2 separate regions of the Homo sapiens genome follow, and region 2 is linked to region 1. The links are chromatin loops, found by intact Hi-C in ENCODE. Cell type or tissue: natural killer cell. All regions are shown on one strand. Each heading gives the region's core, and the rest is flanking DNA. Links, peaks and the distances in the headings are about the cores only. Region 1 overlaps CRTC3 (CREB regulated transcription coactivator 3). Region 2 overlaps IQGAP1 (IQ motif containing GTPase activating protein 1).

Region 1 (8,337 bases), core at 96-8,095:
AATGGATAGAGTATGGACTCAAGAGTAAGGCAGCTTGGGTTCAAAGCCTGTCTCTACCCATTACAAGCCTTGTGTTCAACAATTTAACCAACCTTCCTTCCTTCCTTCCTTCCTTCCTTCCTTCCTTCCTTCCTTCCTTCCTTCCTTTCATGGAGTTTCGCTCTTTTTGCCCAGGCTGGAGTGCAATGATGCGATCTTGGCTCACCGCAACCTCTGCCTCCCGGGTTCAAGCGATTCTCCTGCCACAGCCTCCCGAGTAGGTGGGATTACAGACATGCGTGACCACGCTGGCTAATTTTGTATTTTTAGTTTTTAGTAGAGACGGGGTTTCTCCATGTTGGTCAGGCTGGTCTTGAACTCCCGACCTCATGTGATCCACCCACCTCAGCCTCCCAAAGTACTGGGATTACAGGTGTGAGCCACCGTGCCTGGCCAATGTAAGCTTTCTAAGTCTCGGTTTCTTAATCTGTAAGGTGGGGATAATAATAGTAGCACTTCACAGTGTCGTGAGGATTAAACGAGATAATGTATACGAAGCATCTAACACTGTACCTAGAGCATATAAATGCCAATAAAGGCTAATTATCAAAGTCATAACTTAGCCTTTTTACCCATTAAATTAGGACAAATTTTTGAGTGATATTCAGTGTTGGTGAGTGGGTAATGCAATGTGCTCTTGTATACAGGCACACCTTGTTTTATTGTGGTTTGCTTTTTCTGCTTTACAGATACTGTGCTTTTTACAAGTTGAAGGTTTGTGGCAAACCTGCATGGAGCAAGTCTATTGGTGCCATTTTTCAATGGCATGTGGCTCACTTCATGTCTCTGTTGCATTTCAGTAAATCTTGCAACATTTCAAACTTTTTCATTATTATATCTGTTATGGTGATCTGTAATCGGTGATCTTTGGTATTACTGTTGTAATTGTTTTGGGGTCCCGTGAACATCACCCACATAAGTTGGTGAACTTAATCAAGAGAAATGTTGTGTGTCTTCTGACTGCTCCATTGATCAGCCATTCCTGTGTCTCTCCCCCTCCTTGGGCCTCCCTCTTCCCTGAGATAACAATATTGAAATTAGGCCTCTAAGTGTTCAAGTGAAAGAAAGAGTTGCATGTCTTTCACTTTAAATAAAAAGCTGCAAATGATTGAGGTTAGTGAGGAAAGCATGTTGAAAGCCAAGGTAGGACAAATTCTTGAAGGAAATTAAGTGCTATTCTGATGAACACACAAATGATAAGAAAGTGAAACAGCCTTATTTGCTCATAAGGAGAAAGTTTAAGTGGTCTGGATAGATCAAACTAGCCACCACATTCCCTTAAGCCAAAGGCTAATCTAGAGCAAAGCCTAACTCTCTTCTGTTCTATGAAGACTGAGAGAGCTGAGGAAGCTACAAAAGAAAAGTTTGAAGCTAGCAGAGGTTGGTTCATGAGGTTTAAGGAAAGAAGCCATCTCACCCAGGCGCAGTTTCTCATGCCTGTAATCCCAGCATTTTGGGAGGCTGAGGTGGGTGGATCGCTTGAGGTCAGGAGTTTGAGACCATCCTGGCCAATATTGTGAAACCCCGTCTCTACTAAAAATACAAAAATTAGCCGGGCATGGTGGCGTGTGCCTGTAGTCGTAGCTACTTGGAAGGCTGAGGCAGGAGAATTGCTTGAACCCAGGAGGCGGAGGTTGCAGTGAGCCGAGATCATGCCACTGCGCTCCAGCCTGGGTGACAGACCAAGACTCTGTCTATTAAAAAAAAAAAAGAGGAAGAAGAAGCCAACTCCATAACATAAAAGTACAGGATGAAGCAAGAATTGCTGCTATAGAAGCTGCAGCAAGTTATCCAGAAGATCTGGCTGAGGTCATTGCTGAATGTGGCTGCACTCAGCCACAGATTTTCTTTCCTCCTTTCTTTTTTTTTTTTTTTTGAGACAGAGTCTTGCTCTGTCGCCCAGGCTGGAGTGCAATGACACAATCTCAGCTCACTGCAACATCCACCTCCCAAGTTCAAGCAATTCTCTTGCTTCAGCCTCCCGAGTAGCTGGGATTATAGGTGCCCGCCACCACACCTGGCTAATTTTTGTATTTTTAGCAGAGACAGGGTTTCACTATGTTGGTCAGGCTGGTCTCGAACTCCTGACCTCAGGTAACTCACCCTTCTTGGCCTCCTGAAGTGCTGGGATTGCAGGTGTGAGCCACCGTGCCCAGCCTGCATTTTCAACATAGATGAAACAGTCTCTTTTGGAAGCAGATGCCATCTAGGACTTTAATTCCTGGCTTCAAAGCTCCAAAGGACACTTCGATTCTGTTGTTAGAGACTAATGCAGCTGGTGACTTGAAGTGGTTTCAAAATCAACGCTTATTACCATTCCTAAAATCCTAGGGCCCTTAAGAATTATGTTAAATATACCCTGCCTGTGCAGTATGAGTGGAATAACAAAGCCAGGATGACGGTACATGTGTTTGCAGCATGGTTTACTGTACATTTTAAGCCCACTGTTGAGACCTACTGCTCAGAAAAAAAAGATTCCTTTCAAAATATTGCTGCTCAATTCAGTGCTTTTTCTTGGTTGATAAAAAACAAACAACTAAAATATTACTCCTGGCTGGGCTTGGTGGCTCACATCTATAATCCCAGCACTTTGGGAGGCCGAGGCAGGTGGATCACCTGAGGTCAGCAGTTCAAGAACAGCCTGGCCAACATGGTGAAACCCTGTCTCCACTAAAAATAGAAAAAATTAGCCGGGCATGGTGGCGCATGCCTGTAATCCCAGCTACTCGGGAAGCTGAGGCAGGAGAATTGCTTGAACCCGGGAGGCAGAGGTTGCAGTGAGCCAAAATTGTGCCATTGTACTCCAGCCAGGGCAACAAGAGTGAAACTCCGTCTCAAAAAATAAATAAATAAATAAATAAATAAAATATCACTCCTCGTTGACAGTGCACCTAATCATCCAGGAGCTCTGATGGAAATGTAGAAGATTAGTGTTTTTATGCCTTCTAACACAACATCTGTTCTGCAGCCCATGGATCAAGAAGTAATTTCAACTTTCAAGTCTTATTATTTAAGAAATACATTTCATAAGGCTATATATAGCTGTCATAGATAGTGATTCCGCTGATGGATCATGGCACAAAGCATACTGAAAACCTTCTGGAAAGGGTTCACTCTTTTAGATGCCATTAAGAACATTCATGGTTCATAGGAAGAGGTCACAACCTTATCAACATGAGCAAGAGTTTAGATGAAGTTGCTTCTAACCCTATTGGATGACTTTGAGGGGTTCAAGACTTCAGTGGAAGAAGTAACTGCAGATGTGATTGAAATAGCCAGAGATCTAGAATTAGAAGTGGAGCCTGAAGATGTGACTGAATTGCTGCAATCTCATAAAACTTGAATGGATGAGGAATTGCTTCTTGTGGATGAGCAAAGAAAGTGGTTTCTAGAGATGGAATCTACTCCTGGTGAAGATGTTGTGACCATTGTTAAAATGACAAAGGATTTTAAAATACCACATAAGTTTATTAAATCAGAAGTAGAGTTCGAGAGGATTGACTCCAATTTTTTTTTTTTAAATAGTCTCGCTCTGTCACCCATGCTGGAGTGCAGTGGTGCAATCTCAGCCTACTGCAACCTCTGCCTCATGGGTTCAAGCGATTCTCCTGCCTCAGCCTCCCGAGTAGCTAGGATTACAGGCACATGCTACCATGCCTGGCTAATTTTTGTATTTTTAGTAGAGATGGGGTTTCATCATATTGGCCAGGCTGGTCTTGAACTCCTGGCCTTAAGTGTTCCACCTGCCTTGGCCTCTTAAAGTGCTGGGATTACAGACCTATTGACTCCAATTTTGAAACAAGTTCTATTGTGGGTAAAAGTGTTACCCAGCAGCATCACATGGTACAGAGAAATCTTTTGTGAAAGGAAGTTGATACAGCCAACTTCGTTGTTGTCATATTTTAAGAAATTTCCACAGCCACCCCAACGTTCAGCAACCACCACTGATCAATCAGTGGCCTTCAACATCGAGGCAAGACCCTCTACTAGGAAAAAGATTACAACTCACTGAAGGCTCAAATGATCCTTAGCATTTTTTAGCAATAAAGTATTTTTAAATTAAAGTGTATATATTTTTCATGCATAATGCTATTGCACACTTAATAGACTACAGTATGGTGTAAACAAGTATAACGAAACTTTTTTTTTTTTTTTAAAGAGACAGAGTTTCTCCCGGTCACCCAGGCGAGAGTGCAGTGGTGCAATCATAGCTCACTGTAGCCTTGAACTCCTGGGCTCAAGCAGTCTTCCCATTCCAGCCTCCTGAGTAGCTGGAACTACAGGCATATGCCACCATGCCCAGCTAATAATTTTCATTTGAAAAATTTTTTTGTAGAGATAGAGTTTTTCTTTTTGGCCCAGGCTGGTCTCAAACTCCTGGCTTTAAGCCGTCTTCCTGCCTTGGCCTCCCAAAGTGCTAGGATTATAGGCATGAGCCACCATACATGGCCTGTAAACAAAACCTTTTTTTTTTTTTTTTTCTTGAGATGGAATTTTGCTCTTGTTGCCCAGGCCGAAGTGCAGTGGTGTGATCTTGACTCCCTGCAGCCTCTGCCTCCCTGGTTCAAACGATTCTCCTGCCACAGCCTCCCAAGTAGCTGAGATCACAGGCATGCGCCACCACACCTGGCTAATTTTGTATTTTTAGTAGAGATGGGGTTTCACCATGTTGGCCAGGCTGGTCTCAAACTCCTGAGACATATACCTGTTGTAAATTGGTATACGTCTTTTTTGCTTTTTGTTTTAGAAACAGGATCTTGCTCTGTCACCCAGGCTGGAGTGCATAGGTGTGATCATAGCTCACTGCAACCTCAAATTTCAAGATTCAAGCAATCCTCCCATCTTAGCTTCTGAAGTAGCTGGGATTGTAGGTTCACCCCGCCATGCCTGGCTAATTTTTTATTTTTTGTAGAGACAGAGTCTCACTATATTGCCTAGGCTGACATCTTTTCAAAAACAGTTTTGGAATATATATAAAGGATGTTAAGATAGTAATATTATTTGACAGATTCTACTTTGGGGACACTATCCTAAGAAAGTAATTTAATATCTGAAAAGAAAACCTGTAGCCTGATAATGTTGTAATATTATTTATTATAGTGAGTAATTGATTTCAGTAAAATATGATCTATCAGCTCAGTGCAGTTTGAAATTATGAATGTAAAGACTTCAGCTACATGAAAAAATATATTACTATGTTGAACAAAATACTTAAAAAGGAATACAATTATATGGACTGATGGTTATAGGAGTATATGAAGTTTTCACACAGTTGCTAGGACATAACTTGTTTGTCTTTAGTGTCTTTTTGACATTGCCAAAAGCTTCTGACACTACTTTTTTAAAAATGTGGCTTAAAAAATTGTCAAGTAATGAGCAAAACAGAGACTCTACTTCTGTGCCTTAGTCTCATTGCCAGTTGCCAGCCTCTGATTTCAGGTGGGTGTGAGGGATGGAGGGACAATGAGGGATGAGGCAGGGCTCGGAGATGGTCTAAGAAGTCACTTGTATCTCATGTGGGTTTCTTCTCTCAAATTCTTGAGTTTCTCTTTATAGACCCTCATTAGAAAAGTCGGTTATGTGGGCATCAGTATGAGCCCTTACTCTTGACTCCACCACTGTTAGGGACATCCTCAGTGAAATCCCTGACAATTTCTTCAGTAATACATATGTTATATAACACTCCTTTATAATGATTTTTTTGGGGAAAGAATAGTAATTCTTTAGATGCTAACCCAGCCGGCTGTAAACAAATCATGGTTCTTTAAAAACCATGGCTCACACCTGTAATCCCAGCACTTTGGGAGGCTGAGGCAGGTGAATTACCTGAGGTCCGGATAACAGTAATGCATCCTCATAAGAGTTCAAGCCAGTAATTAATGAAATACAAAGCCAAAGTCCCCAGAAATGAGAGATGGTTTGTGATGAGAGAGGATCTGGGGTGTCTGTGGTCTGTTACACACATTACTTGATGATAAAAACAGTGATCTTTACTTTGGCTTACAAAAGGCTCGTGCTTCAGCAGAGTGCAGCAAAATGTTCCCTGACCAAAACGACTGTGTCTGAAGGGCACAGCTTGGGGGAATACAGCTATGAAAAAAACTACACGAGGAACAAAAACATTGGATGAAAATAGTGGTTGTATTTGGAAGGTAGAATTATAATCCTCCCCTTTTCTACGTTCCTAAATTGTCCATAATGTGGTTATATTTTTTTAATAATAAAAGTCCAATTTAACAAATATTTATTGGACACTGCGTGTCAGACACAATGCTTGATGCTGGAGATACAATGACCCAGACAGGCACAGTCACTGCTTGGCGGAACTTCAGTCCAGTGGGAGAGGCAGATGATTTTACAAGTCATTGTGACACCATGTGACAAACCCACAATAGAGGAGTTCAGAGAGTGGCTGGATTGTGTCCGAGTGGTGCCTAACCCAAACGGGTTGGGAGGAGGTCCCAGGAAAGGCTTCCTGGAGGAAGAGGTGACTAAGCTGGGACCTGAGGGCTATATAACTGAAGATTGGAGTGAGGAGTGTTCTAAGCAAAAGAAGCTGCATTTGGCAAAGCTTGGAGGAACTGAAAGTTTGGTGACACTGGAGCATAGATTGAGCATGAGAAGGGAGTGGTGAGAGATGAGGCTGGAGCTTGAAGTAGGAACCAGATCACAAAGGACTTTGCTTTCTTATTAAGGAATTTGGATTTTGTCCTAAGGCGGTGTAAAGCTATTGGAAGGATATTCATTTGCTTGCCTGCTTGCTCACTTATTTATTCTTCCAAATTTGTTGTAGAAACTCAAATAATATGGAAGCATGAAACATGAAAAGTAAAAGTCTCCCCTTCTCTACTTCACACCCTCCCCCCAGTTCTAATCCCCATGGTACCTATTGCTAAGTGTTTCATCTGCACCCTTTCTGCAGTTTTCTGGGAAGTATATGCAAGCGTGTGTGTGTATATACATATTTTCTTTCTACACAAATGGAATCATGCTATACTGAATAACTCCCATCTTAAAAGCAAAACTTGACTGGGTGCAGTGGCTCACACCTGTAATCCCAGCACTTTGGGAGGCCGAGGCAGGTGGATTACCTGAGGTCAGGAGTTCAAGACCAGCCTGGCCAACATGGTGAAATCCCATCTCTACTGAAAATACAAAAATTAGCTGGGCATGGTGGTGTGTGCCTGTAATCCCAGCTACTTGGGAGGCTGAGGCAGGAGAATTGCCTGAGCCCAAGAGGCGGAGGTTGCAGTGAGCCAAGATTGCGCCATCGTACTCCAGCGTGGCTGACAGAGCGAGATTCTTTCTCAAAAAAAAAAAAAAAAAAAAGGCAGAACTTGATACACCTTAGGTATCTTTCTATGTCAGTACCTAAAGATATATATTCTTTCTAATGACAGCAGCACAGCCATTTATGTAGCTATCCCATCATTTATATAACCAGTCTCTTATTGAGAGACAATTAGATTATGTCTAGTTTTTCACTATTACAGAGGAAAACTGCAGGGAACATTCTTGTTATGATATCGTGTTGGATATTTACATAAGGGTATTTGTGAGATATGTTCCTAGAAGTAAAATAGCTGGGTAAGAAGGGTTGTACATTTAAAATTAAGGTAGATATTACCGTATTATTCCCTGTTAAGGTGATATCAATTTCTACTCTCACCAACATATGAGTGTCTGTTCTTTCATATACTCTTCCCCACTGGATATATCCTTTTTTTGATTTCTATTTTTTGAGATGGAGTCTCACTCTGTCACCCAGGCTGGAGTGCAGTAGTGCAATCTTGGCTTACTGTAACTTCCACCTCCCGGGTTCAAGCAGTTCTCCTGCCTCAGCCTCCTGAGTAGCTGGGATTACAGCTGTGCGTCACCATACCCAGCTAATTTTTGTATTTTTAGTAGAGACGGGGTTTCACCATGTTGGCCAGGCTGGTCTTAAACTCCTGACCTCAGGTGATCTGCCCACCTTGGCCTCCCAAAGTGCTGGGATTACAGGCGTGAGCCACCATGCCCCGCCAATATATCCATTTTTTAAAAAAACTGTGGTTAAAAAACACATAACTTAAAACTTAACATCTTGATTTATTTTTAAGTTTACAGTTCATTAGTGTTAAGTATATTCACATTGTTGTGTAAAACAGATCTCCAGAACTTTTTCATCTTGCAAAGCAGAAACTCTGTACCTATTAACAACTCCCCATGCCACCTCCCACTAGCTCCTGAATCACCATTCTACTTTCTGTTTCTATGAATTTAACTATTCTAGGTGTCTCGTACAAGTTAAATTACACA
Region 2 (8,337 bases), core at 46-8,045, 160 kb before region 1:
CTCTGTTGCCCAGGCTGGAGTGCAGTGGTGTGATCTCGGCTCATTACAACCTCCACCTCCAGGGTTCAAGCGATTGTCCCGCCTCAGCCTCCCAAGTAGATGGGACTACAGGCAATCCGCCATCAGGCCTGGCTAATTTTTGTATTTTTAGTAGAGACAGGGTTTCACCATGTTGGCCAGGCTGGTCTTGAACTCCTGACCTTAGGTTATCTGCCCGCCTTGGCCTCCCTAAGTGTTGGGCTTACAGACATGAGCCACCGTTTTGCTTTGCATCTTAAAATTCATTCCATATGAGTGAATGTGGAATGAAGTGCCTCTTTTTTTCCTTCACAGTTTTAGTTTTCGGTTTTGAAGTTAACCTGTCAACGGACATTTTCTCCTCAGCTTTTGCTGTTATAAAAAGTCACTTTGTAGGTATGCCATTGTGCATGTATGAGTATTCTTGCAGGATAAATTTCTAAAAGTGTAATTTCTGGGTCAAAGGGAATATGCATATTTAGTTCTCAAAAATATTGCCAATTTGCTCTCGTAAGAGGTTGTACCAGTTTGCACATCTGCCTGTCAATAATGTACATATAAGAAGGCTGTTTCCGCTTTAATTTTACCAACCCAGAGTATTACAGATTTTTTACATTTGCCAGTTTCATAGGTGAAAATGGTATTTCATTGTAGCTATTTTGGATTATCTAATTATGAGTGAAGATGAGCATCTTTACATGTGTTTAAAAGCCATTTGTATGTTCTTTTCTGTGAACTTTTTCGGTAGAATCCTTTGCTCATTTTTCTATTGGATTATTCATCTTTTTCTTATTCATTGTGGTAAGAGCTCTTTATATATTGAGGAAATTGGCTCGTTGTACACCGTGGGTGTTATAAATATTCATTCCACTTTGTCCTTTAATTTTTTTTTTTTGAGAAAGTCTCATTCTGTTGCCCAGCCTGGCGTGCAGTGGCCCGATCTTGGCCAGGTTCAAGCGATTCTTGTGCCTCATCCTCCCGAGGAACTGGGATTACAGGCGCGTATCACCACACTCAGCTAATTTTTGTATTTTTTTAGTAGAGACAGGGTTTTGCCATGTTGGCCAGGCTGGTCTTGAACTCCTGATCTCGGGTGATCCACCTGCCTCGACCTCCCAAAGTGCTGGGATTACAGCCAAGAGCCACCTCACCTGGCCATTGTCCTTTAAATTTTGACTTTGTATTTCAAATAAAGTTTTAAAACATATTTGAACTTACTAATATTTTACTTTTAGTTTTTGAATTTTTTGCATGATTTTTAAAGAGTCTTATCTATACTGAGATTATATAAAAACATTCTCCCATGTTTTCCTCTAGTATGTTTAGGATGTAAAGTGTTTTAATATTTAACTCTTTGATCCATTTGGAATTTATTTTGGTGTGAGGAGTAAGATAGATCCTGCTTTTTTGACTTTTGAATCGTATTTTACATTTTGAGTCTTAGCAGTGTCTTAGGAAATGTGCTCTGGAGGGTGTCTTGTGCTCTAGTTTATGAACTGATATCTTAATTTTTTTCAGAACAAGGCAGCTTCAACTGTTGAGCTTTTTGAAACATATGGCTTAACTATCATTTTAGGGAATTTGGTTAGGATTTTCCAGAGTGCTTTCAAGCAAGTTATATTGTAATGCTAAACAGATTAATATCGTGTAGTAAAGTTGGCGTTGAGAAAACAGGTTTTGAATTAACAGCTTTGACATAAAGACTGTGAAGAGATTACTAGACTTGCCAAACTAACATAATTTATTCTTTGTGTAAAGGAGAGTGCAAATTTGGAGTTTGAAAAACTGTGTGGCTGACTTTCTAGATCAGTATTTTTTGAGGTATATTGTGCTGTGACATTAAAGAAAGGGTTTAGTGGTGAAATAAGCTTCAGAAATACTGAGTTAAACCAAGCCAAATATTATTCAAGTGGCAAATTATTTGGAATCTTTGTCATAGACTTGTAAATTCTGAGTCTCCAAGGCAAAGGATAGTGTATGCAATATTCCTCAAACCTACTTTATCAATAGTGTTCCAGGTTTTTTTTTTTTTTCTGGTTTGCGAACACTTTTTTTTCTATCAGTTACGGATTTGAGGGACTATTTTTTCTTTCTTTTACTTTATTTTTTATTTTTGGACTCTAAGACTTTCTTCAGAGACTATTTCAAATAAGAATTTGGGAGATGTTCATGGTCACTTCTCAGCTATTTTGTGTTTTATGATAGTTAGTTTACATTCTCCGTTGAGTTATCCTGTTCTTGGCTTATAGAGCTTAAATTAAAGCCATAATTGTACTAATTGGATAGGTATAATTGCTCAGTGATCTTTAAGGCATTGCAAAGGACGGGAGTGTGGTTTTTAAAAATGAGGGGTGCAAATGTACTAATTATTAAAAAGGAAAAGATAAATATGACAAATTCTGGTCTAGTAAACTAGTTTCTGGCCAAACATTGGACCAGAAAAATTCCAGAGCACATTGTCAGATGCATAACTTATGAACACTTAGCGAGAAAAGTGATGCTTGGGAGCCAACATGGGCTCCCTAAAAAAAGCCCTGTCACATTAACATCATTTCCTTTTGGACAGGGTCACCAGATTGGTGAATCAGAGAAAAACACACGCCTGGCAATTTTTTGTATTTTTAGTAGAGACGGGGTTTCACCGTGTTAACCAGGATAGTCTTGATCTCCTGACCTGGTGATCCACCCGCCTCAGCCTCCCAGTGCTGGGATTAGAGGCGTGAGCCACCGTGCCCGGCCGGGGTTTGTTTTTGGTTGATGAAAGTGTTCTGGAATTAGATAGTGATGACGGTTGTACAACATTGTGAATATTCTAAAAGCAACTGAATTGTATATTTTAAATGAGTTTACGTTACGAATCGTATCTCAGCAAAAAGAGCTGCAGATTTTTAGTTCAGAGAAAGCACTTTTAGGGCATGTTATTTGTAAACATTTTTATTGGGACTTACTAGGGCGTCAGTGATGTGTCAGTGAAGTTAGGATTTTACTTGTTTCTAGAGAGATAGTTAATATATTGTAAGGCACATTTTGCTTTCAATGTACCGTGAATCTAATAATGAAATTCAATAGTAATAAGTGTGATGTCCTACATTGGAGTTCAAAAAGTGTATAGGATAAGGGAGAGAAGTAGCGTTAGTGGGAATAACGTTGGTGGGAAACGAAAACAAAATGAAAGAAACCTGAGAAGTTCATTAACTCATTAGTAGATATATGGTATATGCAGCCAAGGAAAAGATGGTTCCACTGTCCTCTGGACTAATCAGAGGCTTCCTGAAATTGGTGTTTAGTTCTGGAGGCCATACTTTAAGATGGATCTCGTAGTCTAGAGCAAGGATGTTAGATTTGTGGTAGGTTATTTTACACCCACAGCAAGCACTGCTGATAGATCAGAATCCTTTTCAACGTAGAAGCTGAGGAACCACTCCCAATCAGTGGGTGTTGGTTGTCCATTAGTTGAGACTTAGTTGTTGCTCTGGGATGAGAGCGTGTTCGATGAGTATGACCAGGATGATAAAGGGTCTACCAATTATGATCTATGAAGAATAATTGGGAATACTGAGGCTATATAAAATGGAAACAAGATTTAGAAGAAATATAAAATCAGAATCTCAGAAGCTCAACCTTTCATCTAGTTTAGGAATTCAGTCAACTGTTATATTAACATTTTACCTACTTTACTAAAAAATTCCTGAGAGATGGGAGGGGAGTTCATTTTGTCAGATGTGGTGCCAGGGGAACAGAACTAGACAATGGAAATCTGCTTAATAGGAGGATAGTTTCTTATATAACAATAAGAAATTTCCAAACGGTGTCTGAGCTGCTTTGGGAAAACCCGTGTTGCAGATTTTCAGGTTTAGACTGTGTAACAGTTTAATGGAAGATTGTTATGTTCTAACCTAAGTATTTTCTCGTTATTTAAAAACAATTTTTATTTCATTTCCTGTGTTATTAAAAACTATTTTTATTTTGAATGACTTGATACTATTCCATTGCTCATTTTTTCTAACATGGCTAAGAAGTTGGGAAAATTCCTCCAATAAAATAATTACTTTAAAGCAAGTAAAACACGTTTTTAGCTCCTCCATTGTTCAGGACACTCTGGGAGAACTGAAGAAGATGCGAAAGTATAAAACAGTCCTGCCCTTAGGAGCTTACGGATTAATTGAAGACAGGGCATAAACATTTGAAAAGTTACCCAACATCAGAGAATGAGAGGTCTCAGTGTCACAAGGCAATATGTAATTGCTGAGGAAATGATGCAAATAGTTAATGTGTGAGAGTTTAGACAGGGAAAGATTATTTTATGGCTGGGTTTTTCAGGATAAGCTGACATTGTATGGTCAGGCGTTTCCCTTTCAAGGGAAAGCATAACACTATGTATACTTGTCTTGTTCTCTGTGCTCCTTTAGAGTTGAAGCTCTTTCCACTTCCTGGTACCCAATGGCACCTCTCACCACAGTGCTTTTTACAAAGTAGGTGCTTGGGGATATTGTTAAGTTGAATGAGTACAGAGTTGTGTGGTATGTGGGGGTTGTGGTAGGAAAAAGAATTTCAGTGTTATGGTGATAAGAGCTTGGGGTAATTTTCTGTTTTGGTTTTTGTTTTTCTTTTATTATTTGGTTATAATTGAGACCAGGAGTAATACGGTCCCTAAGCAAGAGAGAAAGAGCAGTGTGTGTCTTTCAGTAGAGTCTTTCTAATTTATTCAAAGATAAATTAGAAAAGGATTCTACCCTTATGTACATAAATAACTATTAGGCGATAAAGAGATATAAAGTGCCATAAGAAAGTTTAGAGGAAGTTTGGAACGAGAAGAGATTATTTCTGATGGTAGGTCATGAAAAGGTTCGTGGAGGAGAGGTGACTTTTGAAGGTAACATTTGAATTGGCAGGGATGGGTGGGGCTGATCACCTAAAAGTTATACTAAACCTTGTATTCTTTGTGGGCATCCCTGTCTCTACCTTCCTGCATCGTGGCTTGATGACATCTATTTTCTCTCAAAACTTCTTCACATTTTGGCCCTAACAAATTTACCCCATCTCATTTAACATGCTATCACTTAAAAAATTAATTAATTAATTTTTAGAGAAAGGGTCTTGCTCTCTTGCCCAGGTTGGAGTGCAGGGGTGCAATCATAGCTCATGGCAGCCGGGAACTCTTGGGCTCCAGCCATCCCCAGACCTCAGCCTTGTGAGTAGCTGGGACTGCAGATGCATGCCACCATGCTGGCTTAACATGCCATCTTGACCTCTTTCCCTGTAGCAGTGGGAAAAACGTATTTTTCTCCTAACACTTAACCTTCTATGTGTGATCTAGATCCTATCCCTTCTTGTCTTCTAGGGTTCTTATTCCAATATTATTTTCCCAACTATAACTTGCACTTTTTTTCCTGCTGCTTCTTTCTCTTTAGCACATGAACATCCTCACCCATTCAAGATACACTTCCTTACTCCTAGATACCCTGATTGTTTTCCCCTCTTTGTTCTTTCAAGGAAAATTTCCTATATTCACTTTTTTTTTTTTTTTTTTTTTAGATAAGGTCTGGCTCTATCACTCAGGCTGGAGTGCAGTGGCACGATCTCGGTTCATTGCAACCTCCACCTCCCGGCTTCAAGCGATTCTCCTGCCTCAGCCTCCTGAGTAGCTGAGATTATGGGTGCCCGCCACAACAGCCAGCTAATTTTTGTATTTTTAGTAGAGATGGGGTCTTACCATGTTGGCCAGGCTGGTCTCGAACTCCTGACCTCAAATGATCCACCCGCCTTGGCCTCCCAAAGTGCTGGGATTACAGACGTGAGCCACTGCGCCAGGCCTTAATTTTTACATTTTTTTGTAGAAACGGGTTTCACTGGGTTGCCCAGCCTGGCCTCGAACTTACGAACTCAAGTGTTCTACTCACCTTGGCTTCCCAAAATGCTGGGATTGCAAGTGTGAGCCACTGTGCCCTGCCCCTATATTCACTTCCTTAACTTAACTCATTTGGATGTAATTCCTGTGCCTTCCTTTTCCCCATTGAAATTTCTCTTGCTTAGTTCCACCAACAGTGTAAAAGTGTTCCTATTTCTCCACATCCTCTCCAGCACCTGTTGTTTCCTGACTTTTTAATGAGCGACATTCTAACTGGTGTGAGATGGCATCTCATTGTGGTTTTGATTTGCATTTCTCTGATGACCAGTGATGATGAGCATTTTTTCATGTGTCTGTTGGCTGCATAAATGTCTTCTTTTGAGAAGTGTCTGTTCATATCCTTTGCCCACTTTTTGATAGGGTTGTTTGTTTTTTTCTTGTAAATTTATTTGAGTTCTTTGTAGGTTCTGGATATTAGCCCTTTGTCAGATGAGCAGATTGCAAAAATTTTCTCCCATTCTGTAGGTTGCCTGTTCACTGTGATGGTAGTTTCTTTTGCTGTGCAGAAGCTCTAGTTTAATTAGATCCCATTTCTCAATTTTGGCTTTTGTTGCCGTTGCTTTTGGTGTTTTAGACATGAAGTCCTTGCCCATGCCTATGTCCTGAATGGTATTTCCTAGTTCAACCATTGTGGAAGACAGTGTGGCAATTCCTCAAGGATCTAGAACTAGAAATACCATTTGACCCAGCCATCCCATTACTGGGTATGTACCCAAAGGATTATAAATCATGCTGCTATAAAGACACATGCGCACGTATGTTTACTGCGGCACTATTCATGATAGCAAACACTTGGAACCAACCCAAATGTCCATCAGTGATAGACTGGATTAAGAAAATGTGGCACATATACACCATGGAATACTATGAAGCCATAAAAAAGGATGAGTTCATGTCCTTTGTAGGGACATGGATGAAGCTGGAAACTATCATTCTCAGCAAACTATCACAAGGACAGAAAACCAAACACCGCATGTTCTCACTCATAGGTGGGAATTGAACAATGAAAACACATGGACACAGGGTGGGGAACATCACACACTGGGGCCTGTTGTGGGGTAGGGGGAGGGGAGAGGGGGGAGGGACAGCATTAGGAGATATACCTAATGCTAAATGATGAGTTAATGGGTGCAGCACACCAACATGGCACGTGTATACATATGTAACAAACCTGCATGTTGTGCACATGTACCCTAGAACTTAAAGTATAATAAAAAAAAAAAAAAAGAAAAAACATTCCCAAGATCCCCTCAAAAAAAAGAAAAAGAAAAAGAAATTTCTCTTGCTCATATCACCAATGGCCTAATTGCTATGTCCCATGGAAATTTTTCTAGTACTTAATCTCTGCAGCATATGTCACTCTTTCCTGTTCAATTCATGGAGTTTTCTTCCTTTTAATTGGGTATCTTTTTTATGCTTTTTGAATTTCGAACTGTGTATTGAAGTATTGACCTGTGTAAAAAATATATTGCCTATCTAAGAAAATCAGTTAGCATTCCTCTGGGAAACTCACTTGGCCATCCATCCTTACCCCAGGTCTAAGTTAGATGTTCCTCTCTCATGTATCTTTATTATAACTTTTCTCTTTCCTAATGCACTGTTAGCCTTAGAAGGCAAGTACTACGTTCTTTCTTTCTTTCTTTTCTTTTCTTTTCTTTTTTTTTGGAGACAGGGTCTCACTCTGTTACCCAGGCTGGAATGCAGTGGTGTGATCTGGGCTCACTGCAGCCACAACACCCCCAGGCTCAGATGATCCTCCTTGTCTCAGCCTCCCAAAGTGCTGGGATTATAGGCGTGAGCCACCTCACCTGGCAGTACTGTGTTCTTAATGTATATCATAGTTAACCCCCACTCCCTTATTTTCTTACTAAATAATAGGTGTGAAAATTAAATTTTTGACATATATGGCTCTAGCAGAGGATTGCTTTTACAGAGAAATAGGTGCCTGTCTTCTACTTTGTAGAGGACTCTTACCTGTTGTTTTCTTCTCAAGAGCTGCTCACAGGTTAGTAATGATTAGGCTGTAGAGCTGCTCACAGGTTAGTAATGATTAAGCTGTAGCTTCTGAGACTTAGCTATCATCTAGATTTAACTCAGTTTTGGAATTTCATTTCATTTCATTTAAGATTAAAAGGTCTTTCATGCTCCATGGTAAGTGGTAAACTAGGGATGGATGGATAGATAGACAGCTGACCATGGTAATGTTTCACCAGACTCTGGATCTGAAGACTTGATCAAGGAGTAAGTAATCTATTAGCCGAGACTTAAACAAACGAAAAACTTTATTGGAGTTTAATACACATCCCACAAAATCCACCTGTTTTTTTAATGTACAATTCAATAATATTTAGTAAATTTGCTGAGTTGTGCAACCCATCACTATGATCTAGTTTCCATTTCTCCAATAAGAC

What was found. A loop is a pair of places that touch in the nucleus more often than their neighbours do. Peaks named below come from ENCODE experiments on the same cell type or tissue, not always from the same donor. Only the 100,000 strongest peaks of a DNase experiment are listed, where the experiment ranks them.
Region 2: a loop joins it to region 1, with 4 times the contacts of the local background. A loop is called at or near these places in 2 of 110 quality-filtered maps.

What each region holds. Positions count from the first base shown.
Region 1 is chr15:90,564,814-90,573,150 of GRCh38, forward strand. The region is part of intron 2 of CRTC3 (CREB regulated transcription coactivator 3); the gene reads left to right. Among named protein-coding and RNA genes, the nearest start is that of CRTC3, 39 kb to the left of the region's middle. In natural killer cell, for the core only: no CTCF peak of the experiment used is centred there; DNase peaks (open chromatin) are centred at 1,838 and 3,878; H3K27ac peaks cover 3,791 bases.
Region 2 is chr15:90,403,706-90,412,042 of GRCh38, forward strand. The region is part of intron 2 of IQGAP1 (IQ motif containing GTPase activating protein 1); the gene reads left to right. Among named protein-coding and RNA genes, the nearest start is that of IQGAP1, 20 kb to the left of the region's middle. RefSeq lists a silencer at 4,361-4,410. In natural killer cell, for the core only: no CTCF peak of the experiment used is centred there; a DNase peak (open chromatin) is centred at 4,506; H3K4me3 peaks cover 322 bases; H3K27ac peaks cover 4,563 bases.